Regions from separate parts of the Mus musculus genome. Here all the other regions are linked to region 4. The links are chromatin loops, found by intact Hi-C in ENCODE. Cell type or tissue: left cerebral cortex. All regions are shown on one strand. Links, peaks and the distances in the headings refer to the core of each region. The heading gives the core; the rest is flanking DNA.

Region 1 (7,802 bases), core at 1,857-6,856, 170 kb before region 4:
CTAAGCCTTTACTTTCAACATTTGGGAGCAGAGGCAGGAGAATCTCTGCGAATTTGAGGCCAGCCAGGGCAACATAGTGAGACCCCATCTATAAAATAAAATCAGGACGGGCAGTGATCCCAGCACTTGGGAGGCTGAGATGGGCGGATTTCTGAGTTCAAGGTTACCCTGGTCTACAGAGTGAGTTCTGGGACAGCCAGGGCTACACAGAGAAACCCTGCCTTGAAAAAAATAAATAAATAAAAAAATAAACTGAAAACACCATCAGGGAGAAATGAAGACACACAGTTAAGAACTCATTGTACGTTTATTCACAGTTAATCACTACCTACCAAATTGCTGTCCGCAGAAGTCAGAGTAAGTACATAGTTGGTTTTTTTTTTTTTTTTATTTAAACACTGATCTTTAAATATATACACACAAAACTTAGTTCAGCAAGGCTTCATGATATACACCAATTCCAAAATAAAACAATCACATGGCCCAGGTGTGACTCCAGAGATTACTTTATCATCAGCAGGGAGAGCAGCAGCGGAACCAGGAGAGGTGGGGACCCAGAAGGCCGCCTCCGAGCCTTAGGGGCGCCCTGAGCTGAGTCCATCTCACAATGCTAAGTCCAGGGGAGACTCTACCCGCAAGAGTCTAGCAGCCCATGGATGCACCGACTCCAAGGGAAGGCCTGGGTGGAGCCCTGCTTCTGCTGTGGGAAGGAGGCAGGGTGGAGAGAACGGTGTGCAGGCACGTGACTACAGAGGACGGAAAACTCACAGAAGACAAGAGTTAAAAAGCTGTGCACTGGTCTTGGTCTCTCCTACCTCGAAAGGCTTTGTGGGATGGAGGGGTGGGGTGGGGGGAGGGGCAGCACAACCCACTGCCAAGAGAGATGCGGCCGACCCCACAATCCTGCTATCTGCACCCTTGGACAGGTGGGGAAATACGAGCGTGAAAAATGAAAGGCCAATTCTCTTCAAGCCCATCTGCATGTAGGCCTATAAGAGTGAAGGATGCCAGGGCTCCTCTGACCGTCTTGTGTTTGGATCAGTAGCTCCAGGCATAGAGAGAGCAGACCATAACTGAGACACGGAGACAGAGACTCTGATGTCCACTGAGTCTGAGCTGAAGCGAGTGTTGCAGCTCACAAAGTAAAAGCTGAGGCTTCGAGACCTCCGGCCCATTCAAGATGGGAAATACACTCTCTGCTTCTACCAGCTCCTTTCTCTGTCCTCTTTCCCCTGCCCTGAGAGGAAAATATTTACACAGGATAGGAGACGAATCAACTGAAAAGCTCTGGACTGTCTTTAACTTATTAAAAAAAAAAATGGTACAAATACCATTTATGAACACCCTTGAAATAAGACAAAGGCACTATTTAAAAAAAACAAACAAACAAACAAAAAAACGTCAAAACACCTGAAGGGAAGCAGTGGGAGAGGGGAGGGCCTGCAGTCTGACTCTCAGGAGACCGGGGAGGACAGTGGGCCTCCTTCCCCTAATTCCAACTTTGATGGAATGCTCCAGGCCTGAGGCTGGAGGCGGTACCCCTGGGCATCTCGGGTGAACCCCAACCAGGGCCCCAGAAGCACTGGCTGCCCCTGTGTGTGAGGAATCCGGCTCTTTCAGTCCATCCATCTCCACAGACATTTTGCATAGAGAAAATACCAGCCCACTTGGTTTCTTGTCTTTTATTATTGGCATCAGCTGGACTATATGTGGCCTTAAACATCATGCACTGGACAGGAAAGAAAGAACGAGAAAAAGGACACAGGAGGGGAACAGGGGTAGCGGCGAGATTCCGTAATAAAAACTGTAATTCATTCAATAGGTTAAGTTTTGGCATTATGAAATCAAACACCCCTCCCCACCCCCCAAAGTTGCAACCCAATGAGAGGGTCACCCGTGGGACCCAGCCAGGTGTTCTGCGTTCCCTCACAGGCTGTGACAGGCAGCGTGTGGGTGTAATTCTTGTGAACGGTCTTAACTTTTCACTTTCTTTAAATAATCTCTTTTGCTTCTTAGACGTTCCGGTTCACTGGGGTGACATAATTGCGGGGAAACATGCCGGTCTGCCCGTGGCAGGCCCCTTTCCACCAATTGGGATCTGAGTTATCCATGACATGAATGAAGTCTCCTCTGCGAAAGCCCAGCTCGCCATCCTCCTGGGGGTCAAAGTCAAAGAGCGCCTGGACGTAGGTTGGCTGCTGCAAGAGAGAGCAGGGAAGCGGTGTTTCTCATGCTGCCAGGCGGCCTTGGAAGCTGGACTCCTGGCTCCCCCAGGGAGGGCAAGCATGTGGGAACCCGCCCACTTTCCAAAGAAGCCTCATACCTCACTCCCTCCGCTCTGACACACTCCTAAGTCCTAGGTGGGATTAGAGGAATCCTTTATTAACATTTAAAACCCACAAGGGTATATATACCCATGTCACTAAGAATAGCCAATACTGGCTAGTGGGGAGCAGCAAACACTTTGGGCTGTGTGTGCCAGAGCTCTCTTAACAGGTTTTTTTTTTTTTTTTTAAAAAAAAAGATTTTATTTATTGTTATATGTAAGTACACTGTAGCTGTCTTCAGACACACCAGAAGAGGGCATCAGATCTCATTACAGATGGTTGTGAGCCACCATGTGGTTGCTGGGATTTGATCTCAGGACCTTTGGAAGAACAGTCAGTGCTCTTACCCGCTGAGCCATCTCTCCAGCCCCTCTTAACAGGTTTGAACACACTCTCAGCATTCCCTCACTCGGGCTGTAAACGAGGCAGTCCTAACCAGAACTCCTGCTCATACGTGAGGAGGACTGAGTGCATCCCTCACAGGCTGGCTGCACAGGGACTCAACCACCTGAGTGCCAACTGCAGAGCCTCACTGCCATGAGGTCGGCCTGAGCACACAGGAAGTCGCTGTGGTGTCACGCCTGGGCCTTCACACTTGCTGGAAGTGAGTAAAGCTCTTTGCTTACCTGTGGCATCTGTTCTATGTCCCGTAAGAATATCTGCTGGTTCCTGGACACGGATGTTGATCTGTGGTAATCTACCAGCTCATTCAAAGAATTAAACTTCACCACCCACAGGAAATACTTCCCGGCTCCGTCGCGGAGCACCTTGAAGTGCTGCACATCATTTCCAAACCTGAGGATGGGGAGAAAAACCATGAAGCGGCCACAGGGCTCTGCAGGGCTGCCTCAAACCTGAAGGTGTCCAGGGAACTTCTCTGTCAGGCATAGCTTTTCAGAGCTTGGGGTCACAAGAGCTTCATAGCACCCTGAGTATCCAGCTGGAGAGAATGCAGACCGTCCCAGGAGCCTCCCCTAAGCCCCTCCTGATTGCTGATGACTAGTTACAGGAGTAACACAGTGGAAGCCCACCCACTAGGCTAACCCTCAGATGTCTATGATCTACTAACACAGCCCACTTGTGAGGCTACAGCTTTATCTGCCTTAACAGTTCAAAAAGTGGGGTGATAGTCAAACACTAGCTCAGGTTGGCTTTGAGCTCACTAACTGTGTAAGCTGGTCTAGAACTCATGGTGATCTGGTGATCCCTGCATTAGCCTCCCATTGCTGAGGTTACAGGTATGCCAAAGCTATGCTTTTCACTGAGAAATTTTCTTTTCTTTTCTCCTTTCTTCCTTCCTTCCTTTCTTTCTTTTTGTTTTTTTCGAGACAGGGTTTCTCTGTGTAGCCCTGGCTGAACTCACTCTGTAGACCAGGTTGGCCTTGAACTCAGAAATCTGCCTGTCTCTGCCTCCCGAGTGCTGGGATTAAAGGCGTGCACCACCAACGCCCCGGCTACCGAGGAATTTTCTTACTGTTTTTCTTTCTGATTCCTGTTCACTGCCAAGCCTTTGAATCTCTTCCAGTAGTCTCTTAAAGTGGTTCTAAAGACAAACCAGCAGATGGCAGCACTGGACTTCCAGTGCTTCTAAACCCCAGGGCAAGTTTGAAACCAGATACCAAACTCCAGATGCACTGTTTTCCCCTATAGACACATATAGTCTGATAAAGTTATTTTTCACTGAAACAATTTCAACAATATGCCATCATAAAAGTTATCTAAAATCCAGGAGTTACTTCTGGAACTTCCAGCTGGCTTGTGGTGACTGAAACGGAGGAAAGCAAAACCAAGCACCCAGCGACTTCATTGCGGTTCCCTGAGCAGCAAGGGAGGTGCTTTTGAGAGGACTGTGGCTCAGGCTCCAAAGGCCCAAGAGCCTTCTGGGATGCACCTGCTTCCCAAGTGCAGGGTCACTTCTACCACATCTTCCCACCAGACTCCCAAGATCTCGAAACTGTGTGCTATCTTAGAGTCTGGTGCTGATGGAAGCCCTTGTGAAGATGCTTCGCTAAAGGCAGGCAGTAGTTCATGTTTTCCTTGTGTACGTGTCATGTCCATGGGGTGTGAAAGCACATGTATGTGCACATGTGTGGAAACCAATGTCAACACTGGCTGTCTGAAGTGCCTCTCACTGACCCCGGAGCTCCATGGTAAGGCTGGGCTAGCTGGCTACAGCTCCACACGATCTCCCTCTCTAGCATCTGCCCTTGGACCCTAACTCAGATCCTCTTGTTTCGTGGTAGTTACCAACCGAGCCAGCTACCTCTTATATTTTATTCCTAAAGTGATGACGTATTAACATCTTTAAATGTTTAACTTTAAGAGGACACTTCTCTAGATATGCGTGTGTGTGATGGGCAGGGGTCAGGGGAACTCCTGTGGAAATCAGTTCTCTCCTTCCACTATGTGGGTCCTAGGAATCAAACATAGGTCACCTGGCTGGACGACAAGCACCTTTACCCACTGAGCTGTGTTATTAGCCTGGGTCTCATGTAGCCCAGGCTGACCCAGAACTTATAACCCTACCTGATGCCCTAGGTCTCCATTCCTAGATGGTTTTCTTTGATGGAAGGAATAGCTGGCCTTCCTGCTGTCTTCACTACATCACGGCCCAGTCCTGCCCAAGGGTCCAGCCCCTACCTACTGACTTGTCTCCCTCCCTGAGCTGTTTTACTGCTACTTGGAGTAGTTCAGGCAAAGGAAGGAAAGCAGATGGCTTTGTTGACAGGACCCTGATATAGCTGTCTCTTGTGAGGCTATGCCAGTGCCTGGCAAATACAGAAGTGGAGGCTCACAGTCATCACAGGGCCCCCAATGGAGGAGCTAGAGAAAGTACCTAAGGAGCTAAAGGGGTCTGCAACTCTATAGGAGGAACAACAGTATGAACTAACCAGTACCCCCCAGAGCTTGTGTCTTGTGTCTGCATGTAGCAGAGGATGGCCTAGTTGGCTATCAATGGGAGGAGAGGCCCTTGGTCTTGAGATGATTATATGCTGCAGGATAGGGGAATGACAGGGCCAGGAAGTGGGAGTGGGTGGATTGGGGAGCAGGGAAGCGGGAGGGTATAGGGGACTTTCGGAGAGGAAACTAGGAAAGCAGATAGCATTTGAAATGTAAATGAAGGAAATATTTTAAAAAAAATTTTATAAAAAGAGATGAATTTTGGGGTGGGCTTCTGTAGTAACCCATTAACTAGGAAAGGATGATCGGTCAGACAGGGCAAAGCCATTCTTTTTTTTAGTCAGCATCTCACTGTGTGACTCTGGCTGGCCTGGAACTCACAGAGATCCACCCGTCTTTGTCTCTCAATTGATGGGATTAAAGGCATGTAATATCATGCGCAATTCCTAGTTGGATTTTTGAGAAAATGCCCCTCTAGGCTCCTGGGAAGCATGAGTTGGGTCCAGGTGAACACCAGGAGTGGAGATGCGCACGTGGTCACCGTAAGTGCAGCAGAAACTGCAGTGAAGGCAGGGCGGGTGAGGAGTGGGGCTAAGCCGCCTCGAGTGCTGCCAGCTCCCCCAGGTTCATGACACTTCAAACCTAAAACCTCAGATCTGCTACAACTAGGCCTTAGAGCAAACACTAGGATTTCCACAGGAAAAGATGTGTTAACATCTTCCCCACAGCCTTACAATCCAGTCAAAGGCAGCAGCTTCTCTGGCAAGGCCAGCAGGAAACACTTACTTGACGGACAGGGAGAAGTCCCCAGGAGCGCTCTCGCTCTCTCGGATCAGGAAGGCCCCGTCATGCCGCTGTTTGCTGAGCATTTCTTCTGCCTTGGCTCTGGGGATTTTGCCAAAAAACCACCTAAGGAAGGAAGGCAAGCTGGTCACCATCTGCTTCCCCACAAAGAGACGGGATGTACAACCTGGCATGTAAATGAGAGCGCTCCTGTAGTGAGTGCTTGTCAGAGACAGAGGGGAGCTCTTTACCTGCGGGTCTCCTGCCTAAGGCTCCCTGGGGCTCTTACCTGGCTCAGGGCCTTCCTGAGAGATGGAGCTTTCAAACAGCTTCGCTTACTCCACACTCTAGATCATAATTCAAGGCAGCAACACAGGCCACTCTTCAGTCTCCAAGGAGACCATTCCCAACATGCAGTCTGAAAGCCAGTTTCTGAGGACAAAGCCCTCCTGCCTCTCACTCATCAGGAGGGACCTAGGAAAGCCCTGACACCCAAGATAAGGGCAGAGGGAAGACAGGCCTTTCAAAGCCATTTCATAATAGGAGTGCAGGGAAAGGCTGGGAAGGCCTACAACTTCGCAGCTGTAGAAGGGTGGATTCTGCAAAAGCAAGAAGGGAGGCTTGCATTGTGAGGAATTAGAGTCTAGGTTGTGGCAGTGATGCACGCCTTTATCCCAGCACCCAGAAGGCAGACAAAGGTGATCTCTTTGGTTCCAGGTCAGCCTGGTCTACATAGTTTCAGGACAGCTAGAACTACACAGTGGGACTGTCTCGAAAAACCAAAGCCCATTACCTTATGGTATCTGAAAAAAAATTTTTTTAAATTATTATTTATTTTATGTATATAGTACACTGAAGCTGAACAGATGGTTGTGAGCCTTCATGTGGTTGTTTGGAATTGAATTTTTTTAGGACCTCTGCCCACCCCGGTTGCCCCCACTCACTCCAGTCAACTCCACTTGCTCAGTCCTTGCTCCTGCTTATTATACATAAGTATACTGTAGCTGTCTTCAGACATGCCACTCCTAACATTATGGGTGGTTATGAGCCACCATGTGGTTGTTGAGATTTGAACTCAGGACCTTCAGAAGAGCAGTAAGTGCTCCTACCCACTGAGCCATCTCGCCAGCCCTGGTATCTGAAAAATTTAAACATGCAATGATAACTAATCACAACAGTACCAGACTGTCTATTAGTGACAAAGCCTCATTTCATTACAGCTATTATGCCATAGGTGTATCCCACCATGCCTGGTTTTATGTGGTGCTGGGTGCTGAACCTCAGGCCTCGTGTATGCTCACCAAGAACATAACTTTCATAATCATATTTACAATTTTTTATTTCAAGCTAGAGGAACAGCTCAGCACTTACGAGTCCTGGCTTTTCGCCCCAAGGACATGGGTTCAGTTCCCAGCACCCACATACCAGCTCACAACCACCTACAAGTCCAGTTCCCGGAGAGAATGATGCCCAATTCTGGCCTCTGAAGGCCTGTGACAAAGAGACATACACATAGGTAAAACACCTATATACATAAAATAATAATGTTTTCATGGTTATTTGTTATTACTGCCACCTAAAGCTAACTTTATAATCATCTTTTCATTTTCTAAAGCCACCGTGTATCCACATGGGGGTTAGAAGACAACCCTGGGGGGTGGGGGGTGTCATTCTGTTCTGACAGCCTTTTGTGAATTCCAGGGATGAAATCCAGGTCACCTGGCTTGTGTGACAAGTGCCTTGCTTGCTGAACATCTGTGTAGCCCTACTGGGGTCTGTTAAGCTGTTCTG
Region 2 (7,802 bases), core at 1,081-6,080, 320 kb before region 4:
ACCACGGCCCGGCTGTGGGTTTTGAAGACAGGGTCTCTCATTGAATTTGGAGCTCACCAATCACACACACACACACACACACACACACACACACACACACACACACACACATACACATATACATTCCTGTCTCTACCCCCACAGTGAAGATGTTACAGACCCACATAATTATGTCTGGCTTATTTATATTGGTGCTAGGATCAAACTTAGCCGAGTACTTTTAACAATTGAGCCATTTCCCAAACTCTAAAATTTATATTTTTGTTTTGTTTATCTTTAGGATTTCTAAAATTTTTATTTAATGTATGTGTGTATGTGGCGTAGGAGGAGGGGTGGGTAGGTTCATGTGGACACAGGTGCTGATGAAGGCCAAAGAGGGACGTCATATCCTATGAAGCTGTAGTTACAGGCAGAAGAGCAGGATGTGCCGAGCCGTCTCTCCAGTCCTTGTGGGGTTTGTCTGTTTGTTTCTATTCATATATGAGGCCTATCTGTGTGTGAGTGCTGTGTGTACACCATATATCTGTGTGTGAATGCTGCGTGTTCACCATGGGGTCCTACGGAGGCCAGGTTTTTAGATTCCCTGGAGCTGGAGTTACCAGTGGTTCAGAGCTGCCTGGTGTGGGTCCTGGGAACAGAACTTGTGTCCTCAAGGAGAGCAGGAAGTATTCTTAGACACTGAGCCATCTCTCTACCCCGCTTGTTTTGTCTTTGAGACAGGGATGTAGCCATGCCTAGCGGTGAAAGCAGACTTTTATATTGGTGTTTTAGGGCAAGCCTATATATAACCCAGCACTCAGGAGGCCAGGGTGGGACACTATTCCAGGCAAACCTAGGCTTCAGAGCAAGTCTTTCTCAAAGCTAGCCCCCAAAACTCTCCTGAAGACACTACCTTTCATTTTAATAGTGTGTGTGTGTGTGTGTGTGTGTACGAGTGCACGTGAATACAGATGTCCACAGAGGCCAGAAGGGGTTTAATACCCCCTGAAGCTGGAATTCATGCTATCCACTGGGGGTCCTGGGGATCAAACTCAGGTCCTCTGCCAGGGCCATACACTGTCTTAGCTGTTGAGCCACTTATCTAGCCTGGAGACATTATTTTTAAGCTCTACATGGTATTTTTTATCCAATGAGCTTGCTGTAATTTACTTAGACTTAGCATGTCGTGAGGTTTCTGGTTTCTTTTTCTTTCTCACTATCCTTTTGGGGGAGGGCTGATGCTGGGGACAGAAGTCAGGGTGACTCCCAGGGTGGACTCCTGAAGCCTTGGCAGAGGACTGGGTCTTGGTGACCTTGCAGTCCCTGTCCACAGGCAGACTTCTCCCCAGGCCCAAGTGCTTCCTCAGGACTCACTAGCCAGAGAGAGGCTGGGAGGCGAGACAGAGGAAAACCAGAACCCAGGCACCCGGCTCATCCACCTTTGCCTCTCTCCAGGGGGGCTCTGCAACCTGTGCGCGGACAAGGCCAACAAGGAGCACGTCCTGCAGGCGGGGGGCCTCCCGCTCATCATCGGCTGCCTGTCCAGTCCTGACGAGGAGACGGTGCTGTCTGCTGTCACCACTCTCATGTACCTGAGCTCGCCAGGCTCCCGCTCCCATCCCGAGCTGACCTCCCTGCCCGTGGTCCAGTGCATGCTGCGCTTCTCCATCTCTGCCAGCACACGGCTCCGGAACCTGGCCCAGATATTCCTAGAGGACTTCTGCTCGCCGAGCCAGGTGGCTGAGGCCCACAGCCAGCAGGCCCATTCTGCCCTGGGGATCCCACTGCCAAAGACTGAGGCCCCACAGCAGCCCTGACCCAAGGACACTTAAAGATCCTGCCACAGGTATAGGAAGCAGAAGGCTAATAGCATCCTGAGCCCATCCTGCGCAAAGTGGTGCTTGTTCAGCTGCATGCAAGCTGCAGTCTTGGCATGACAGGCGTTTGCATCCAGGGAAAACAGGAGGAGGGACGAAGCCAGACTTGAGATGCTTAGAGGAGAACCAAAGCTGGTATGGCTTTCATGGACTGGCAATCAATAAACTACAGACAGACCACCACCTCTGCTGCCCCCAGTGCCCAGCTAATGCCCTCGTGTAAGAAGCTGTGCCCCTGGGAGAGTGGCCAGTACCATGAGTGTCCAGAGTAATTTTGATGGCTAGAGATCAATCAGCCTTATTGTCTGGGGAAATGCCGTGGGTTGACTCCTCCCGTGTTGAGGCTGAGTATCTGGGCATGGTAGCATTGACTTGGAGAGCTCTGCAGAACAGAAACAACTATCCACACAGCCCTGCTCTCTGCGAGGCGCCCTAAGAGGAATGCAGAGGTGAAGTGTCTTCCCTTGGGTGTCACAGCTTAATGAGTGTTAACTAAATGGCCATTGGGCATGAAGAACAAGGCCCTACAGGTGTGAGAGCAGAATGAAGGAGAACTGAGGGCACCCGGGCATGCCTTGTCTCTCTGGAGAGGCCCTACATAGGATCCTTGGGTTAGACAGCAAGACAGTGACTTCTGTTTTACCAGGCTGTGGACCACTCATGTGCCAGCTGCCAAGTGTGGCATCCCTGTCTTTTCAAAAGAGTTGCTCTGGCCCCCTTTGCCTATGGGTCAGATCTTCTGACACTTGGGTGGGAGCCCTGAACATGAACCTTTCATGGGCTATCCCAGTCTGCTTCCTGCCATTCTCTCAGGAGCCACAAGCCTCCAGTAGGTACTGTCAACCCCTCAGGACTCAGATGCAGACCTTCCATAAAGACACCTAGAAACTAATGTCAGGGGACCATGGCGGCCCAACCTCTAATCTAATCCCTTGAGAGACAGGAGCGGGATAGCGATGAGTCTGGTCCACCTAGTGAGTTCCTGACCACAAAGGTCCGATAGAGTCTAACGAGCTCCTGTAACTGGTTACCCCGCCCTCCTCTGCCACTGAGAAGAAAAAATGGAATTAGGGGATAAGCGAAGAGCAGTCCTGACAGGAAGTGGAGTTTAGGGAAAATGGGGGCCCTGATCACTCAGCATTGTCCCCCCTCAGATGGACAACGAAAGCTGAGGAAGGAGATCTACAAGGGCTGGAGAGGGGCTGTCGTACAGCCACTGGATGAAGGAAGGCTCCCGCTCCCATCCTGAGCTGAAAAGGAAAAGGAGCATCAAAGATCCAAAGCCTCGCGTTTGGTTTTTATTTTTATTAAAAACCTCCTGATTTTCTCCACTGTATTTGTGTGCTAGTCTCCTTCTTTCCCGTGTAGGCCTCCTGGGAGGAGCCGGAAAGCAGTCTGTTCAAGTGGCTCCCTGATTAAAGAAAGTCACCTGTCCAGGCAGGGTCCTGTCCACCTCAGGGTCCTTCACAGGCTGGCTCGCTTGCTCTCAATGATCCCCCTCCAGTTGTCACTCCAGGAAAGCAGCCGTCTCCTGGTGGGGGGCAGGGCCAGGTGCTGATTGTGGCAGCAGGTGAACAAGATGTGCTCCCAGCTTGGGGTCTCCTCTAGGCCTGGGCAGTAAAGACAGCGTGCGCTCTGTAATTGGGTCATTTTTACTCCTCCTTAATCCCAGCAGGCCAGATGCCTGGGGGTTGTCAAGGTTAACTGGCTGGCCCAACCTTGAATGTTGTCTTTGTCATCAATGAGCAGGTCTCCCATGACCACCGTCTTGTCCCTAGTCAAGATAATCCGCTCCACAAACTCTGGCCCCAGGTTCTGCTCCACCCAGCGGTACTGTATAGGCGGGAGGGGTGGGGAGAGGTCAGTGGAACTTGCTAGGCTCAGAATGCAAGATAAGTAAGGCATGGGGGCTTAAGTGGGACTAGCCCTCAAACACGCGGGACCCCTTTCACCCAGCCCCCATTTTCTGGTTTATTTTTTTAAATCAGCGCAGGCGCCGGCACCTTCTCGCCCACACAGTGGTCGTACTTCAGCAGTGGGGTGGTGCAGATGAAGACCTCGGTGCTGCGGAGAAGGGGTGCAGTTAGGCCTGGGGCACTGGCCGTCTTCCCGCCGCCCCCTCCTCACCCTCCTTACTCTTTCATGTCGTTCATCTCTCGCAAAGCGTCCAAGGCCCCAGGGATGGGCTCCAAGTTTAGGAAAAAGCCTGGAGATTCATACACACTGGCCACTTTTTCCTGAAAGAGAGAGATCTTGGTCCCGCTCCTGCTTTCCAGTAGGGGGAGCCCCAAAGAGGACACACACACACACAAAGATTCTGCAGGAGACCTCGGTTCTAGTGTGTGTGTGTGTGTGTGTGTGTGTGTGTGTGTACCCTTTCAAGCTTTCTGGTTCGGGGGTGAACTGTGGATTCGCACAGCTTGGCTGCCTAGAAGAGAACTCAGCCTAGAGGTTCCCCATCGGGTCTCCTACCGCCAGGTCCGGCCTCAGAGCTCCGTACTGCTCGTTGGCGAGGAAGCCCCGGCGCTGTTCCAGCGGCACGTGCGGTTCCTCGGGAAAGCGGCGGCGAAAACCCTGCAGGAGGCCGGACTCGAAATCAGCTAGCACGCCGTCCATGTCCACCAGCACGCGCACGGGCCGCTTCACCGCCATTGCCACGCCCGGTGTCTCCGCAGAGCACAGCGGCAAGCACGGAAGATGCCAGACCCGGAAACAAGCTTCCGGGACCGGGGTAGGGGCGGGCCGGACTTTGTTCATTTGCACAGAGTGGCCAACCAGGTGCCCAGGATGGCATTGCGTCCCTTACGGGGCTGCCGCTCATGTGCAGCATCAGAATCCCTCTCCCATAACCTCTAAGATCCGAAATACTTTCTTGGCAATGGGGAACCTGCTTCGCATGCTGAATGCATCCTTTGCCTCTCCCATGTTTGTCCAGGCTGGAAGCTGACAGGATCGTGAGTCTCCCAGTTCAAGGGATGAGAAGGACCCCTTAAAGACAACCGTGGGCATGAGCTGGGCATGAGCTGGGCTCTCAAGAGACCGGACTCATAAGCCAGACTTGGTTTGAAACAGTAACATTGTTTTCAATCTGCGTCCACTACTTTTTCCTGTGGACCCGAGGTCTCCGGTAGAATCGAAAACTTGTATGTCCCTCTAGAAAATGTTAAGCGTTCACACACAGAGACACAACTTATTCTTGTAGATTTCAGAGTCAATGGCGACATCACATCAATTTTCCAACCTATAAATGCAGATTTGAGTAATGACTCCCCCCCCACCCCCGACTCAGGGTTTCTCCACATAGCCCTGGCTGTCCTGAAACTCTGTGAACCAGACTGGCTTCAAACTCCCCGAGGTTTGCCTGCTTCTGCCTTCCATGTGCTGGGTTTAAAGGTGGGCACTGCTACACCCCGATAAGACATGACTTCTAACCCATGGCAGAAGTTTGTCAGCATGGAGCCCGACATCTCACTTGAAGAAAAGCCAGTTTAAAACAACAAAGGAGCAGAGTGTAGTGGCGCACATTTTTAATCCTCACACCCAGGAGGCAGACCTCTGAGTTCCAAGACAGCCAGAGCTACTTAGTGAAGACCTTATCTTAAACAAATTTGGGCTGCAGAGATGGCTCAGCATCGGTTAAGAGTACAGACTGCTCTTCCCCGGGTTCTGAGTTCAAATCCCAGCAACCACATGGTGGCTCACAACCATCTGTAATGGGATCTGATGCCTTCTTCGGGTGTGTCTAAAGACAGCTACAGTGTACTCATATAAATGAAATTAAAAATAAAAAAAGCTCTTCTCCTTTCCTCTGCCATCCTGCGCATTACGCCTGATTCGGTTCTCCTTTCCTCTGCCATCCTGCGCATTACGCCTGATTCGGCTTCTTGCCATGTCTTCTCACAAGACTTTCCGAATCAAGCGATTCCTGGCCAAGAAACAAAAGCAAAATCGCCCCATTCCTCAGTGGATCCGGATGAAAACTGGTAACAACGTCAGGTTCAACTCTTCTCTTAGAAGACACTGGAGGAGAACAAAGCTGGGTCTGTAAGGATTCACACAATGGCAAGACTGAGGGTTTATACTGAGTTGTGGTCAGCAATCAGTCCTACCAGACAGATTTCAACATTTTTAACCTGGAGACTTGCTCATGTCTTAAATTAGGGTGTTTGTCTAGTAATAAAATATAGAACCTTTTAAAAAAATAAAATAAACAATTTTTTTCTTTTCTTCCTTTATTCTTTTTATTTTTATTTATTTTTTGTTTTTTTCCTTATAAACATTTTTTTTAAAAACACAAAAAAGCAAACAAAACTGGTAAAACAAACCAACAACAACATATCCCGGTGAATTCTTACTTAGGGACTGAATTTTCACTAAGCCAAACCAATTTTCACATAAACTGAGTTAAAGTTCATCTGCTGTTTTTTCTCTCCTGCCCTTTCAGTAACTTTTAAAATATTCTGAGAATCCCATACATACATATTGTATCCCATACATATTGTATCTTTACCCTATTTAACTCAGGCTTCTCCCAACATCTCCTGGACACACACCCCTTACTTTTTTTGCAACAGGGTTTTTTTTGTTGTTGTTGTTTTTGTTTTTGTTTTTGTTTTTTTGAGACAGGGTTTCTCTGTATAGCCCTGGCTGTCCTGGAGCTCACTTTGTAGACCAGGCTGGCCTCGAACTCAGAAATCCACCTGCCTCTGCCTCCCGAGTGCTGGAATTAAAGGCGTGCGCCACCACGCCCGGCTGCAACAGGGTTTTATGCATCCAAGTTTGCCTCAAATTCACTCCCTACCTGGGCTTGCCACTAATTCCAGATACCTCTGCCTCCACCTCTGCCCCCTCACGTGAATATCTGTGCGCCACTTGCAAGCATTCAGAGGCCATCAAGCTTCAAGGCCGTGGAGCGAGAGTTAGAACCAGCTGTGAGCTGCTAAGAGGGTGCTGAGAACTGAACCTGGGTCTTCTGCAAGACAGTGAATGCTCTTGTCTTGAGACAGGGTTTCTCTGCATAGCCCTGGCTGTCCTGGAGCTCTCTTTGTAGATCAGGCTGGCCTCAAACTCACAAGAGATCCACCTGCCTTTGCTTCCTGAATGTTGGGATTAAATGTGTGCTACCGCTGCCTGGCCCAGCAAATGTTCTTTAGCACTAAGCAACCCTCCAAGCAAGCATACGAACCCCATTTATAAAATGGTTTGAAGATCTGACTTTACAGAATCTTTTCTATCTTGGGGTGTTAAACCCCCTCCTACAAATGTTTCCAGACAGTCCCCTAAAATCTGCTCCAATAATGGAGTCTGGCTGAACCTCCACTCCCTCAAAACACCTGCCACCAGGTGCTTATCTCTATAATAAAAGTTAAGGCCAACTGTCAAGTTAGAACACCAGCCAGGTAACTCCCTTCCCAGGAGCCCCACCCTTGCTCGGAGGCTCAGAAGGATGGGTACAGGTTTACTCCCTGAGATTCATAGTGGAAAATCAGGCCTTTAAAAGCCATGGCCCACCCATTCAGCAAGCTAGCCTGTTGCAGTACACAGAAATGATTGTAGGCTACAGCTGTCAGTCAAACATGTAAAATGTTTTAGAACAACCTAGTTTATGCTTTCTTAAAAGATTTATGTCTATGAGTATGTGTCCATCTCTGCAGACACACCAGAAGAGAGCATCAGATCCCATTACAGGATGGTTGTGAGCCGCCATATGGTTGCTGGAAATTGAACTTGGGACCTCTAGAACATCTAGCTCTCTTTTGCTCCTGCCCTGCAGTAAAGTCTTAACTGCTAGCCATCTCTCCGGCCCTGTAATCTCTACTCTTAAAGATACACCTAGCAGTTCCAAGGTCTGGCTTTGCCAGTAAGTACTAGGCTCAAATAACCAGCAAGGGAGCCCAGCCTGTCAGAAACACAAGTGGACATTGTGACAGTCAACCTGAACCTTCC
Region 3 (7,802 bases), core at 1,113-6,112, 180 kb before region 4:
GATTATACGGTCGCAAACCAATAACAAAAATAAATAAAGGGAAATATTAATCTCCTGTTTATTCAAAAATCTTCGTGCATTAACAGTCTTGCTATCTAAACAGATAAAAAATGATTTATAATATAAATAAATATAAATGCAGGATTGAGACAGGGCGGCTGCTGACCTGAGTGGCAGTGATGGGGGTGCAAGCGAGTTTCTTCACCCTGCAGCTTTTCTACCTCAGACTCCACTGTCGGGTGGACAGGTGTCCTTCGGTGACTAACCGAGAGCCCATGTGATCTGCTGAGGCGCTCTGCAGACAGCCTCGCGTGAGTGCACTGTCCAGGCTTTCCGGGGATGGGGTGGGGTGGAGAGGGCGTCTCCGTGAGTCCGGGGCAGTGGACACCCCATGTGCAAACGCCTACGATGGTGAGTGGTGGTGGGAGGGATTCGCCTTCCGTGTCTCTGAAGATGCTCCTGGGGTCAGGTGTGCCTCGTGAGCATCCGTCCCCGCCCCACGTGGATACCTGCCCTTCTCTGTTCTGACACACGGAGTGGGGGTACCGGCCCCCGAGAGTACCGGGAAGAAAGCAAAGCCAGAGGTCCACTCACCTGACACTTCAGGCCCGTCCGGGCTCCTCAAGCTCAGTTCTCCCTCCCTCTCAGTGTAGCCCAACAGCAAAACTTAACAGCACTTGCCAGTAACTGACAGGCTGCTAGGCCAATCACCGTGCAGCTTTTGGCCGCCGCTGGACGAATCGTTGTACGTCGAAGGTCCCATCCCAATGTCACTGTCCAGATACCGCTAGGTACTGTAGTCTTCCGCTTCCAAGCCCCACCCCCTTGAGAAGCTGCAGAGACTCCTGGGAGGTGTAGTACCACAGCGCCTTGCGTGCGCATTTCCGACGCCGTAAAAGAGCGGATGGCGAAGTTGGCTTTTACGACCTTCTAGAGGGCCTCTCATTGGCGCGATCCTCTGAAGTCTGCGCGGCTATGGAATATTAGAGCTCGCTGAACTTGACCCAGTTTTTATTTTTTATTTTCCAAATCAATGTAGTCTTAGAAGTCATATAACTTTGGAAAAGATGGCGGGAAGCCTGGTATTATTAGCCTGAAGGACTGGAGTTGGGTCGGGGTTAGATGGGTTCTTTGGGATAAGAACCTTTAAGGGAGTTGTACACACACACACACACACACACACACACACACACACACACACACACACACACGGGTCGGGGTTAGATGGGTTCTTTGGGATAAGAACCTTTAAGGGAGTTGTACACACACACACACAAACACACCCGGAGGAAACTACACACACACACACACACACGGAGGAATAAGAACCTTTAAGGGAGTTGTACACACAAACACACACACACACCCGGAGGAAACTACACACACACACACACACACACACACACACCCCCGGAGGAAATTTAGCACCGGAAGGACGATCGGTAGTTCAACATCAACCCAGAGTTCAAGGCCAGCCTAAGCTACGTGAGACCCTGACCTCTAAAACAAAAAGTTTATCTGAACTGAGATCTAAGTAATTTGCTGCAACTTCTTAATGTATCATTACTTACATGTTTTTAAATCAGTGGTTTATTTGTTACAGTTTAAGAGTTAATCTTAGCCAGGCGTGGTGGCGCACGCCTTTAATCCCAGCACTCAGGAGGCAGAGGCAGGAGGATTTCTGAGTTCGCGGCCAGCCTGATCTACAAAGTAAGTTTCAGGACAGCCAGGGCTATACATATATATATATAACCATATATATATATATAACCCTGTCTCAAAAAACCAAAAAAAAAAAAAGAGTTAATCTTTTTTAAAGATTTATTTATTTTATGTACATAAATGCACTGTAGTTGTCTTCAGACACACCAGAAGAGGGCATCGGATCCCATTACAGATGGTTGTGAACTATCATGTGGTTGTGGGAATTGAACTCAGAACCTTTGGAAAAGCCGTCATCTTTTTGTTGAGCCATCTCTCCAGCCCCTTTTTGTATTTTTTTTTTTTGGTTTTTCGAGACAGGGTTTCTCTGTGCAGCCCTGGCTGTCCTGGAACTCACTCTGAGTTCTGACCAGGCTGGCCTCGAACTCAGAAATCCACCTGCCTCTGCCTCCCGAGTGCTGGGATTAAAGGCGTGCGCCACCACGCCCGGCTTCCTTTTTGTATTTTTTAAGAACACCTCAAGAAACAGCTGGCTGGGCAGTAACAAATCTCTGGATAGCTTTTCTCATTTTGTTTTCCAAGTAGCAGAAATGACAGAAGTTTTTAAAGGTTAATAGTGGGGGGGGGGGGGTACACAAGGAGAGGCGAGAGGACAGCTTGCAAGAATCAGTCCTCTCCTTCCACAGGATCCAAGGGGTTGAATTTAGTTTTCAATCTTGATAAGAAGCACCTTTACCTACTGAGTCATCTCCAAAGCTAGCCTTCAAGTGTCGGAAACTACAATCTTAAAGATCGGTTCTTGTGTAGCCTCAGACTGTTACGTGGCTGTGGGTGACCCATGACTCTCCTTCCTTCACTTCCCGTCTGAGCCATCATGCCTGGCCTAGAAGTTTTTAGGTGTAATGAACGCTAGTCTTACTGCTTAGGTGGGGGAGTGGATCTTGCCTAGGCAAAGGTTCATTTCTCCAGGCAGGCACGCTGGGATCTCCCTCTGACCGCAGCTCTCAGAATCAGGAAAACCTCAACTTCAGGACCATCCGATTTGGCCCATATGGCCAACTCTGTGGCAAAATCTTCCCCCACTGCATTTTCTAATGCATGCACTGCAGGTTTATGCACATATGTCTCTGATCCGGTTTGAGTTGGTTTGAGTTGGGTGTGTGTGGTGTGTATTGTTCAGGTATATGCTTCTCGGTATGTGCCTATGAGGGCCCGAGAAAGGGTGTTTGTCTCTACCTTACTGACTTGAAACAGGGCCTCTCAGGGTTATCTTGTTTGGCTATGCCAACTGGCCAGTAAGCTCCCCAGGACCCACCTGTTTCTCTCCTGTCTTCCCGGTCCTCCCCCACCCCACACCCCCAGTAATGGGGTCATAGCCAGGCACATTTTTGACCTGGGTGAAGGAGATTTGAACTCATATCCTCATACTTGTAAGTAGTTCTGCCCCAATCCCCGATTTAGATGTTGTTTCAGCAGATGGACTTTTGTTTTGTTTTTTTTGTTTTTTTTTTGTTTTTTTTGTTTTTTTTTTTTTTGAGACAGGGTTACTCTGTGTAGCCCTGGCTGTCCTGGAACTCACTTTGTAGACCAGGCTGGCCTCGAACTCAGAAATCCACCTGCCTCTGCTTCCCAAGTGCCAGATGGACTATTACTACAGTTGAAGAATCTATTTTTCTCAGGTGTGTTCGTCTCCTTTTCCACCTCTGTTGAAACGGTTGTTTGCATGTACGTCGCGCTTGATTCCGCTGTCTTCACTCAATATGTGTATATAAGCCCTGTACACACACACACACACATCTCACACACACACACACATCACACACACACACACCACCTGAATAGGTGCCAGGATTCTTTCACTTGTTCCCCAGTTCTGATTTTTGCATATTTGCAATCTGGTCATCTAAGTTCAATATATTTAGTAAAGCCAGTCATGTGAAAAGATAAAAAAAAAAAAAAAAAAAAACCAGTTCCCGTCAGCTTGGGGAAGTGAAGCCTTCTGTGACCTCATCACACCCGAAACAGAAGCCTAAGAGTTCTTCTGGACTTCCCCCGCCTCCTAGGAGTGAATAACGTCTCCACCGTCTTGAACAAATAGGCTTGGCCACTCCCAGCTGAGCCACCCTGGGGGAGGGGAATGGCCCCCAGCAGTCTGCTCTCAGTAAGAAGTCAGTGTGAGCTTGGTGGAAGGGAACTTGCTGTGAGTCTCAGGCTTCACTTTCTCCATCCATTCAGACAAAGAAGGTAGACTTCAGGGTGCCCAAGCTACGCTGCCTCTGTAGATCTGTATGTCAAAAACCCTGTCAGCCCAAGCTGATACAGAATCGCTTGGACGCTGCCTCCCTACCCCCACCCCACCTCCTCTTTGAGACAGGGTTTCTCTGTGTAGCCCTGGCTGTCCTGGAACTCACTCTGTACACCAGGCTGGCCTCGAACTCAGAGTCTGCCTGCCTCTGCCTCCCCAGTGCTCCAATTAAAGGTGTGCAGCACCACCACCCAGCTAAGAATTTTTAATTAAATTGGATGTACTTGTGGGGCAAAGGACGGTGTGCACATATGAGTGCAGTTCCCATGGAGTCCAGAAGAGGGCATTGGATGTCTTGGAGCTGGAATTCCAGGTCATTGTGAGCTGCCCTTCTAGGTGCCAGGAATTGAATGTAGGTCCTCTGCAAGAGCAGTAGAGGGTTTATCATTGTTATTATGTTTTAATTTTACTACGTTTATTGTATGTGCATTGATGTGTTGCCTGCATGTGTGTCTATGTGACGATGTCAGATCCCCTGGAACTGTGAGCTGCCAGGTAGGTGATAGGAATTGAACCTGGGACCTCCAGAAGAGCCAGTGCTAGTAACTGCTGAGCCAGCTCTCCAGCCTGTAGTACAGGCTTGTGACTGTGTGGCCAGCTCTCCAGCCTCTGACTTTGTACTGTGTTGGTTTGGGGACAGGTTCTTACTGGAACATTGACTACTCTGGCTGACTATGCAGATCAGGTTAGACTCCTGTCTATCCTATGGTAATTCTTCAGCTGCTGCTTTCTGAGGGCAGGGACTTCAGGCTCAGGCTGCTGGGCCCATGTCGTGTGTTTTCATCTGAGTCAGAGTGAAATGAAGAGCCTTGTATCTTATGTTCATTGTTCTCTGCCTCCCAAAGTCACTAAGAACCTGCTGAGCTGTTTTGATCCCTGTTTCAGACCCTGGGACATAGCAGCTCCCTGTGGGAACGTTCTTTCAGCAAGGTGCTTCTAAAACCCCTCCATAGCTTCTCGTGGGAAAGACCAGCATTTACCTGTGTGGCTGGGGCGTGGCTCAGGAGCTGCAAATGCGCACATCCTGGGTTGGGTCTCCAGCCCCGAGGTAAACAAGCAAGCAAAGCTATACGTGACTCCCCACTTAGTTGGCCTAGCTGTTCGTTCACCTGGTAGCAGATTTTGGTTATTTCCAGGTTTCAGTATTTACCAATAAAGTTTCTAGGCTGAACAGATAGCTTGGTGGGCAACAGCTCTTGAGATGAAGCCAATGTCCTGAGTTCAATTCCTGGGACCCACAAGGTGGAAGGAGAGAACATCTGCGGGCTGCCCTTTGACTCTACCATATGTACTACAGCACATGCACAAATAAACATAAAAAATGTACCTATTGCCGGGCGTGGTGGCACACGCCTTTAGTCCCAGCACTTGGGAGGCAGAGACAGGCAGATTTCTGAGTTCGAGGCCAGCCTGGTCTACAGAGTGAGTTCCAGGACAGCCAGGGCTACACAGAGAAACCCTGTCTCGAAAAACCAACCAACCAACCAAAAAAGTAGCTGTTAATAAACTTCATGTAAAAAAAAGAAAAAAAAAACCTTCATGCATGGATGTTTGCATGGTTGTGCTTCTTATTTTGTTTCAGACATTGGTGTTTTTACTGTGAAACCCATAAAAAGAAAAACCCCGACACTTTCGAACTGTTCCGGGGGAAGTTCTCGTGGGCACCAGGGCCAAGACTGGCGCTTCTCAAGGTTCCTTTTCTCAGGGTTACTCAGCACATGGCTGCAAACCCAGACAACATATGAAGAAAAAAGAGATTCACTGTCCAGTAACACTCAAGCGCAGACCTCCTCAGCAAAGCAGACAGGGTCGGGGGGCGTCGGGGGTGGGGGGGGATGGTGATGGCAGCCAGTGGGAAAAGGCTCCCAACTTGCTGGAGGGTGTCCTGGTTCCTAGGCTCTGCCTTTGGGTAACAGCACTTCACCCATCACCATTTGTGGGTCCCTGAGCTGTTTTCTGTTGCCTGTGGGAACAGCCTCCACTGGTTCAGAGGAAGAATTAGATATCAGAGGAAGAATTAGAGCCCTGTCTTAGACAGTGGAGGGAGTGGGGGTTGGGGTGGGGCGCTGTCCTGCCCCAGTTCAGCTGCAGATCATGGCTTCTTCCCTACAACTTCTCCATATATATATATATATATATATATATATATATATATATATATATACATATATATACGTGTATATATATATATATGTATATATCCATACACACACACACACACACACACACACACACACATATATATATATATGCTTTGAGGTGTCCCCAACCTAAGATGCACTGTTTGTAGTTACTGCCCGTATTCCCAGGTAACCCTGGTGGGTGGAGGGTGGGAGTGTTGGGAAAGCCTTGGTATGTATTCCTCCTCTCCGCGGGGACAAAGAGGGACAGAGAAAACAGCTTTGGAAAAGAGAGTCTGGTTACGTAGCTCAGTTGGTAGAGGGCTTTCCTAGCATTCACAAGAACCTGGGTTTGAGCCTGAGATCATCTCATAAACCAGGGATGATGGCACAGAGCTGAAATCCCAGCACTTGGGAGGTGTTAGGGACATGTTGGCTACATAGCAAACAAAGTCCAGTGTAAGGTAAGAGACTCTGAGAGAGAAAGGGCAGGTGACTCAGCTGGTGAGGGGGCTCACTGTCCACACCTGAGACCTGACTCTCTGGCCTTCACATGTGGTCTATGGCATGTACGCCTATAGAACATCACACACACACACACACACACACACACACACACACACAGAGAGAGAGAGAGAGAGAGAGAGAGTTTCGCCTTCGCCTTCAGACAACTGGCCTCCATCAGTCTCTCATGTCAGTCTCTTCCCCATTTCCTTTTGGCTGGGTCAGCTGACCCTTTTCTTGGCTTCCCAGCTGTGTACACACTTCTGGAGAGCACTGCTGGTTACCATTTCCCGCAACATGCTGAGCTTTCTTGCTGCATCTGGCAAGGAAGCCCCAGAAGGGTTGGTTGATTGGGAATCCAGCTTTCTTAACTCAAATCTCCTGGGGAGGGGTCAGGTTCAGTCTACTTGGATTTGAATAAAACTGTGTCTATTTATTGTTTGAGACATGGCCTCACTCTGTTTGAGACATAGCCCTATTTGGCTCTGAACATCTGGTAATCCCCCTACCTCTGCCTCTCTAGGGCCACACATCACCACACCCATCTTGAAATTATTGATTTGATTAAGTGACTTATTTTTAGTATGGAGGGCAAAGAACAATCTGCCAAAATCCTTTCTCTCTTTCTACTACTTGGGTTCCAGGGATTGAATTCATGTCTTTGGAAGATAGCAAGATGGCTCAGTGGGTAGGGATGCTTGCCCCAGTATGTCAGCTCAAGAGGCTGAGGCAGGAGCATACTAAGTTCAAGGCCATCATGGTCACACAGGGAGGTACTATGTCAAAACCAAAGAAAACAGTTCTGGATAAATGGTTGAAATGGCAAGCATTTTATATGTTACAGAGAGAGAGGGCAAGACCTCGTACACTGTAACCTAGACTGGCCTTCATCTCACGAGGTAGGGAGGGTGACTTTGAACTCCTGATCCTCCTCCATTTCCCAAGGGCCGGGATTATAGGTGTGTACCACCATGTCCAGATTTTTTCTTCTTCTGAGACATGTATAGCCACGCCCATCCTGGAACTCACTCTGTAGACCAGCACGGCCCTGAACGCACAGAGATCTGCCTGCCTCTGCTTTCTGAGTGCTGGGACTAAAGGTGTGTGCCACCACACCTGGCCCCATGCTCAGATGTTTTCTTTATTGACATTCCCTGCATGAGTGCTTTGCCTAATATATGTGTATCCCATGCATGCTTGGTGCCCGTGGG
Region 4 (7,802 bases), core at 981-5,980:
CTGTGCAGGTGGGTGCACGCCATTAACGTCTTTCCTTTTGGCACCGGCACACTAAGGTGTAGGTGGGGATAAGATGTCTCCAAGTAGCCTGGGGAGTCCTGTGTGTAAGACCCAGGTGTGTCTTGGGGTTCAAACCCCAGTGCTCCCTCCAGAGGTGACCCTCTCTCAGGGAACACTTTCTTCATCTCCAGAGGAGCCGGAAGAACCACCCGCTGGATTAAGACCTGAAGACAAGCCTGAAGATCTGGAAGAGCCCAGGGAGCTTGGCCTTAAACCCAGAGGTCAACTTTCCTCGGAGGTGTGTGTGAGAGGTCCTGTTACCTCAGACGGTCCTAAGAGATGGAGCTAAGTGTCCATCCATACAACCAGCCCTGACTATCCTGCCAGGGATCCAGTCCTCAGGGCTGTGGAAACCTCTAGAACATTAGCATTGGCTACACACTCCCAAGGAACACAAGCAGATTAGCTGGGGAGAAAGGAGCTTTAGTAGCGGTCGGAGTGTTGAGAGTTCCTAGATGCCGCCAGCAAGTTCGAGGTCTGGGGTTCTAAGCCTTACAGAACCCCAAAGCAACCACCAGCAGCAGCAGAAACCCAACCACTGCTTCCAAAGAGGTTTTAGAGACATCCCCATGAAGTGCAGACATAACTACAGGGAAGCTCTGCTTCACGTCTGTGGATGGGGTTGGGGGTGGTCACGCACTTTCCGGACCCACGGCTAGAAGAACAAACGCATCCACAAAGCCATCTCCTGACAGGCAGCCTCAAGGGCTAGCACGTTGGTTGGCTTCGCTCCCTGCTCTGGTCCAGAGCTTAGGACGGAGCCTGGCATACAATAAACAATCAAAAGCAGGAGCTGAATGTGTTTCAATGCGGTCCCTTTGTAGGCAAGGGCTCCGTGGTTCAGAGCTGTTAAGTGACTTGCCCGGAGACACAGAGCAAGAAGGGACCCTTTTTCCTCCCTGGCTCTGATACAGAAGCACTTCTTGTCTACAACAGCACGGTCCTTCTTCCTCAAGTCTGCAAATCAAAGTGAGCCCCCTGCCACCTCCCCCTCACCCCGGCCTCTCTCTGTGGCCCTCAGTACTCAGAGAAGGACCTCAGCTGGATGGCCACCCCACCAAGGACTCACTTGTTTTTGCAGCCTTCACTTTAGCCACCAGTTTCTGCACGCAGGTCACGTCTCCATTCTTGACGGCAAGGATAAGGTCCTGTTCACGACCCATTCTGATTACCGGGTCAGGCTCTGGGACTTCAAGGTCCAGGAAGAAGCAAGGGACCGGCCCAGTCAAGTGTCAGTTCGCCATGCCTCAATGCTTTGGAGGACTCCTGGTCCTGGGGGAACAAGTCTGGTGTCTCAGGCAATGGGCTTCTTGTCAGGCAGAGATATAGTTCCCTCAAGGTGCTCTGGGAGCTGCCACCACAGGCAGGAAAGCCGGTCCCTGGTGGGGTGGAGGCTGTGTGGAAATCTGGCCTGAGATCAGCTTGCAGCTTCCGACAGCCCTGGAATGGGCTGGGACTGGGCCCGCCAATCTTCCTGGGTTAGCGCAGAAGCACCAGTGCCCACCCAGAGAGCAGTCAGCATTCCCTCTGGCGTGAGGCAGCAGCCAGGGACAAGTCCTGAGGGTCTGGAAAAGATACACGTCATCCAATGAAAAGCTGGGTTACAGCCAGGAACCGGGACAGAGAAGATGAGCAAGATAGAACCTCTAGGGAGTCCCAAATCACCCTAGATGCCCAAGGAGCCTTGGAGTGAGTCTAAGCCACTAACGGAGGGGAGGAAGTTTCTGTACTTGAGAGAAATATATCTCGCAAAGAAGAGAGGGGCAGCATTCAAGGAGGGAAAGGCTGGGTTGCCTATGCCCCATGGCACTGGGCAGCACCTCAACCTTGGGCAGGAGGGGCCCTGGCAGCAGGAGACACTGGTGTAGGCAGGGCCAGCAGCCCATTCTCCACAGCCCCAGGCTCTGACACCCACAGACAACAGGCGGGGCCGGGAGGTAGGGCCTGGGAGAGTGGCACGGGCAGATGGTAGGGGTCACTCCCTGTCCAAGGTGTCTGCAGCACACTCCTCACTACCAGGTCCCTAGAGGGTGGACTGGGTGCTTATGTCCCTCACTTTCTGGGGGAGATCTACCTGTTGGATCGGAGAGATCTACAGCACCTGTTGCTAATCCTTTCTCACTGCGTCTGTGGTGGGAGAGAGCAGCTGGGTAGAGATCCAGGACAGAGAGCTTGGACAGGCTGGCCAACTACCTCCCAAGCCTGAACCTGAAACCCCAACTCGACTTCCCGCACAAACCCTTAAGTCAGTTCCTCAGTGGCGGTGATTTTGTTGCCAGAATCTTGTGGCAAGAGACTCGTGCAGGCCTGGGGGCCCAGGTGGGGAACCACTCATTCCTCAGAAGTTCCAAGCCCAAGCCGGAGGGCACTCCCCCTCAAAGCCCGCGACCCGCACTGGGAGAGAGTGCTCCTGGCAGTGCCTGGGGTCGGCTGGCTCCCCCTCCCCTTGGAATGCCCCTCTAGCGCGGCGCAGCTCCCCGCAGCCAAGCCCAGATAAGGCCGACCCCGGGAACAAAGCGGCAAGAGGGACCCGGAGAGTCAAGCGTCCGAGGAATAGATAGAGGAGAACGAAAAGGGGGGCTCGAGGAAGGCGGAAGGAGCAGAGAGATGGAGGAGCCCGCCGATCAGACAAGAAAAGTTAGTTTGCGTCTGCTCTCAAGGGTCCTGACCCCTGGCCCGGGACCCGGCAGTCTCACCTCTCCCGGCCGCCCCGCCGGGGGTCCGGCTGGCTGTGCTCAGTCTCAGGCACTCTGGACTCTGGTTCTCACTGTCCCCCGCAACCCCTTTCTCCTCCTTTCCAAGGCCGGCTCGGCGCCTCCCGCAGGAAATCCCGCCCCTCCCCCCTCCCTCCCGCCGGATCGGGAGCCGGGGACCGTCCTGGCCGCACAGTTGGATTGTCAATCAACACCCTGGTCCCCGCCCCATCTTCACTAGGCCCCGCCCCCGCCAGCCAGTCCAGAGCCGAGCCACTGGTTGGATCAGCGCATGCGCGCAGGTGAAGCTGCTTAGGGGTGCAAAGTGGCGGGTGAGAGGCGGGGTGGATGAGGTTTCGTGCTGCTGTGTCCTGTCCGGGGATCCCGAGAGAACTGGGTTCTGGTCTAGATCAAAAGGTGAAGTGTGAATGTATAGGAGAGAAAATAGGATGTTTTGGCAGTTGAACCTGAGGACCCCCCCCCCCCACTAGGGGTGGGGATCACTTCCTCTTTGCCCCATCCTTTCCCGGGTTGCCCGCAGCGACCTTCGTCCACACTCAGAGACCTATAGCTGCTGGCTGGAGCAACGGTGCCACCTAGTGGTGAGCGTCAGTGCGACTCAGGATGTCACGGCGGGGACCCCAGCCTCGAGGAGGTGCTTTCGGAGTCTGGGGTGGCGATTCAGCACCAGTGTGAGCCGGACAGCGCCTCCACCCCTGGCCTTTGAACCCTGCTTCAGAGCCCCTAAGAAGAGATTTTTTTTTTTTGGCCCACCGTGAAGGAACTCCATAAGTCTTTGGTCCACTCCTAACATTCCCATATGGCCTCCAGTTTGCAAAGCTGGTGTCTGGGGGCTCACTGCTCTCCTCTCTCTACGCATCTCTTTCCTGCTGGTGGTAGGACACAAAGACATTCAGGGCTGCAGAGATGAGAGTAACATATTTGATTATCCATGCTACATCCAGTAGCCAGGTAAAGTTATACTAAAGAAGGGAGGAGCCCCCAGAAGCGCTGGAAACGGAATAGGTGAGTTTTTGCACATCTGGAAACCTGCACATCGAGCTGGGTCCCGCGGCCCGGGGTACACGTGTGCCGACAGGTGTTAGGACACACACGGGGCAGGTAGGAAGGCGCGAGGCTCGAGGGTGGCTTTATGATCCCGAGGAGCGAGCGGGTCGAAGGCGCTAGGACCGCGCGGAATGCCGGGGTGGGCGGGGCTTCGCGGTGCGCGCGCAGCCGCAGACAGCGGCCCGATGGAGCCCGAACCCGAACCCGGGTCGGTGGAGGTTCCCGCGGGGCGTGTGCTCAGGTGCTACCCGGCCCGGGGGATGGCGTGGGGTGCGTGGGACCCGGGAGCGAGCGGGGTGGCCTCTGTGCTGATCACGTGTTCCCGGCTCTCCCCAGCGCCTCGGAGCTCCGCGCCGCGCGCTCGCGGTCCCAGAAGCTACCACAGCGGTCGCATGGCCCCAAGGACTTCCTCCCGGACGGCTCGGAGGCCCAGGCGGAGCGGCTGCGCCTGTGTCGCCAAGAGCTGTGGCAGCTGCTGGCGGAGGAGCGCGTGGAGCGCCTGTGAGAGGGGCTGGGCCGGGCCGGGTCAGGCCGGGTGGGCGGAGGCCGGGGACTGCCCGTGCAGACCGAGACGCCCCTTCCCCACTCCTCGCCAGGGGCAGCTTGGTGGCCGCGGAGTGGAAACCAGAAGAGGGCTTTGTGGAGTTGACGTCTCCTGCGGTGAGCGGCCCGGGCATCTCCGCGGCTGGGGGACCCCCTTCCTCTGTCCGCTTAGCTGCTTTGTGACACTTGGTCTGCTGCCGCACAGGGGAAATTCTGGCAGACCATGGGCTACTCAGAGGAAGGACGGCAGCGACTTCACCCCGAAGAGGCTTTGTATCTGCTGGAGTGTGTAAGTGGGGTCCTGGAGGCGTGGGGAAAGGGGTCCCGACTAATGGAATGGGAAGGATACGGTTTGGTGGACCAGGAGGAATTCAGAATTATGTTTTCAGTGAAGTTATGTGTGGACTTTGAGAACAGAAGAGGATACCACTGGACAGCGGGAGTTCTAATCCTCTCATTGTTTGTCCTGGTCATGCAGTGATGCTTGAGTGTGTGGGGAAAGGGTCAGAGCCAAGAAGGTGACTGGCTTGGGCACTGCAGGAAGGGTACACAGCTAAGCTCTTGGTCCACTTCCAGGGTTCGATTCAGCTCTTCTACCAAGACCTCCCACTGTCTATCCAAGAGGCATACCAGCTGCTGCTGACAGAGGACACCTTGAGTTTCCTGCAGTACCAGGTATCTGCCTCCCAAGGTGACTCTTATTTGCCAAGTCAGTGAGTCCTGACAGGTGCCTTTGAGGCTTCGAACACAGAGCCACAAGCCAGGGCTGTAGGTGAGACAGCCTGTGATCACACGGGCTTATATTCAAATGGAGACTGTCAGGTTTGGGGGATTTGTATTGTTGATAAGTTATTAAACAACACGTGTGCCCAGAAGAGGAGATAGACTTGAAAGAGTGAAATCTCCTTTGAGGATGGTATTTGCTTATTTATTTTTAGTGCTTCTGGGAAGTGAAGCCAGCAGCCCATGCCTGCTAGCAAACACTCCAGCACTGAGCTGTATAGCCCCTACCCTCTTGTTTATGTTTTGAGATAGGGACTTTCAAAATTGCACAGGCTGGCCATGAACTCACTCTGTACCCCAGGCTGGTCATGAGTTTATGCTCAAACTCTCTAGTAGCTGGGATGACAACCTTGAACCAGCAGGCCTGGTGAGGATGATACTTAAAATGGAATGTGGTCCATGCAGTCCCAAGATTTGGAACCTAGGGCCATATAGGAGGGAGGTTTTGAGTGGTAGAGGAAATGGCTTTGTGTCACTGGTCTTTGCTACTTTGTGGGTTCTTCTTTTTCCCACCCTTTGTGCCCCCGGTTTCATCTCTTATCACTCGATAGGAGAAAAAGGAGGAGAGAGGGGAGAGAGACTCTGAGTGTAATTTCTCTCTCGTTTCTTCTTTGAGCGTTACCGACAAACTGCAGTCAACTCCGCCGAACAATCAACAACCACCAACCCCACCTTTTGGGGCCTTAGCATTTACGTACCCTCTGAAAAGTTCCCAGAGTCCCAAATATTACACAATTGCAAAAATCGATCTGCAGCTAGCAAAAACCACAGCTCTGTTCGAACAGAAAGCAAATCACGGCTGCTGTGGATGGGCCGAAGCACCCTGTGTCCCCACACCTGGGATTAAAACAAAAACATGTCTTAATATTTCTGTGTTTCTTAACGAGGCCAAGACCCCAGAATCGTCACTAAAACTTGTGTTTAGAGAAACTAGTAACTTATTTGAACAGATGGACATCTCTGCAGGCATGTTGACGTGTGTTATAATTGTAGTCCTTAAAGGTAGAGGGAGAAATACTACTTTTGAGTAGCTTGAGGCCAATCTGATGTGCATATCTCCAGGACGACTAGGGCTGCAGAGCAAGCACCTTTCAAGCAAACATACAAACAAAAAGAACACCTAAGACTTCCCTTTTTCTTCCCTTAAGGTCTTCAGCCACCTGAAGAGACTGGGCTATGTGGTTCGTCGGTTCCAGCTAAGGTAAGTCCCTTCCGCTGATTCCCATTCACTGTGCTCCTGGGGCCTTTGGCTTGAGTGCAGCTCCCTGGGGCTGAGCCAGAGGTGTTCAATAGAGAGGCATGGGGGGGATGAATTCCCTTATTGCACTTTCGCCTGGGTTGTTAACCTGGAACCCAGCTCAGCTAATGAGCCAGTATCTTCATCTCACTTCGAGCACCAAGGCAAAGAACCGCAATAGTCATCTTGTGGTATGTAGACGTGCGGGTCAGTTTGGAAAGCACGCGCATGACTGAAGGACTGGGTGAAGAGTTTATAGTTGAGGTGGTTTCACATGTCTTGTTCTGGGCTAGATGTCCCCTCATTACCAGTGTCCAGCTTTTTTTTTTTTTTTAGATTTATTTATTATTATCAATAAGTACACTTCAGATGCACCAGAAGAGGGCACCAGATCTCATTATGGGTGCTTGTGAGCCATCATGTGGTTGCTGGGATCTGAACTCAGGACGTTCAGAAGAGCAGTCAGTGCTCTTATTCCCTGAGCCATCTTGCCAGCCCAGTGTCCAGCTTTGCTGAACACCACAGCCACCTCAGACTTAGAGACTGGTGTAGACTTAGAGACTGCTGTAGCCTATGCAATTACAAAGTCTGTCCCTAAAGCTCTAAAACTCTGTGACTTTCAGTCCCTGAAAGTGGGACCTGTCCTGGGGAAACAGGCAAGGCTCTGTAGAGAAGTTCCTCCTGAGAACACATCGTCACTTAGCAATCTTACTGAGCACCTGCTAGGCCCTGACCTCACGGCTGAGCCAAATCGATCACGGTCTTACCCACCTTTTTTTTTTTTTTTTTTTTTTTTTTTTTGGTTTTTTTCGAGACACGGTTTCTCTGTGTAGCCCTGGCTGTCCTGGAACTCACTTTGTAGATCAGGCTGGCCTCGAACTCAGAAATCCGCCTGCCTCTGCCTCCCAAGTGCTGGGATTAAAGGCATGCGCCACCACCGCCCGGCTTTACCCACCTTTTATATAGTAAGGAACACCCCAAAATAGTAAAATTGGTATTTGGAAAGCGTCAAGGCGCAGCCATGGAGACCTACCCACACACACTGGTTTATCCTCCTTTTTTTTTTTTTTCAAATATTTATTTATGTTATGAATGTGAGTATGCTATAGCTGTCTTCAGAACAGGGCATGGGATTCCATTACAGATGGCTGTGAGCGTGGTTGCTGGGAATTGAACTCAGGACCTCTAGAGGAGCAGTCAGTGCTCTTAACCACTGAGCCACCCCTCCAGCTCAATTTCTCCCTTAACGTAGTGGCACCACATAGAACTTGCTGTAATAAAAAGATGTACTATGCTGTCCCGTGGGTGAGGTCCTGTAACAACAGGACTGGAAGTCTCACTTCATAATTTTAATTGATTTAGATATAATGTGAATAGACACTTGTGGCTGTACTGTACCTGAACCCTGCAGCATCGGG

What was found. A loop is a pair of places that touch in the nucleus more often than their neighbours do. Peaks named below come from ENCODE experiments on the same cell type or tissue, not always from the same donor. Only the 100,000 strongest peaks of a DNase experiment are listed, where the experiment ranks them.
Region 1: a loop joins it to region 4, with 4 times the contacts of the local background. A loop is called at or near these places in 23 of 42 quality-filtered maps.
Region 2: a loop joins it to region 4, with 6 times the contacts of the local background. A loop is called at or near these places in 9 of 42 quality-filtered maps.
Region 3: a loop joins it to region 4, with 3 times the contacts of the local background. A loop is called at or near these places in 25 of 42 quality-filtered maps.

The regions. Positions count from the first base shown.
Region 1 is chr11:115,643,757-115,651,558 of GRCm38, forward strand. Grb2 (growth factor receptor bound protein 2) reads right to left here. Exons shown (of 6, transcript NM_008163.4): 4 at 6,015-6,137; 5 at 2,954-3,122; 6 at 289-2,198. The coding sequence ends at 2,013. Among named protein-coding and RNA genes, the nearest start is that of Slc25a19, 19 kb to the left of the region's middle. In left cerebral cortex, for the core only: CTCF peaks have their summits at 2,561 (motif pointing right), 2,768 and 3,879 (motif pointing right); DNase peaks (open chromatin) are centred at 3,869 and 6,123; H3K27ac peaks cover 868 bases.
Region 2 is chr11:115,487,279-115,495,080 of GRCm38, forward strand. It overlaps Armc7 (armadillo repeat containing 7), which reads left to right. Exons shown (of 3, transcript NM_177778.5): 3 at 1,435-3,188. The coding sequence ends at 1,796. Nt5c (5',3'-nucleotidase, cytosolic) reads right to left here and starts at 4,536. Exons shown (of 5, transcript NM_015807.1): 1 at 4,329-4,536; 2 at 3,993-4,093; 3 at 3,860-3,920; 4 at 3,575-3,689; 5 at 3,147-3,466. The coding sequence starts at 4,508. The coding sequence ends at 3,321. It also overlaps the pseudogene Gm11694. In left cerebral cortex, for the core only: a CTCF peak has its summit at 4,142 (motif pointing right); DNase peaks (open chromatin) are centred at 4,192, 4,598 and 5,679; H3K4me3 peaks cover 1,768 bases; H3K27ac peaks cover 1,366 bases.
Region 3 is chr11:115,627,471-115,635,272 of GRCm38, forward strand. Slc25a19 (solute carrier family 25 (mitochondrial thiamine pyrophosphate carrier), member 19) reads right to left here and starts at 825. Exons shown (of 7, transcript NM_026071.3): 1 at 595-825. In left cerebral cortex, for the core only: a CTCF peak has its summit at 4,235 (motif pointing right); DNase peaks (open chromatin) are centred at 3,755 and 4,229; H3K4me3 peaks cover 94 bases; H3K27ac peaks cover 47 bases.
Region 4 is chr11:115,810,758-115,818,559 of GRCm38, forward strand. Caskin2 (CASK-interacting protein 2) reads right to left here and starts at 2,835. Exons shown (of 20, transcript NM_080643.2): 1 at 2,757-2,835; 2 at 1,130-1,625. The coding sequence starts at 1,223. Tsen54 (tRNA splicing endonuclease subunit 54) reads left to right here and starts at 3,982. Exons shown (of 11, transcript NM_029557.1): 1 at 3,982-4,062; 2 at 4,158-4,322; 3 at 4,418-4,481; 4 at 4,570-4,653; 5 at 4,941-5,039; 6 at 6,296-6,348. The coding sequence starts at 4,007. In left cerebral cortex, for the core only: CTCF peaks have their summits at 3,353 (motif pointing left), 4,243 and 4,476 (motif pointing right); DNase peaks (open chromatin) are centred at 3,005, 3,314 and 3,970; H3K4me3 peaks cover 4,098 bases; H3K27ac peaks cover 2,146 bases.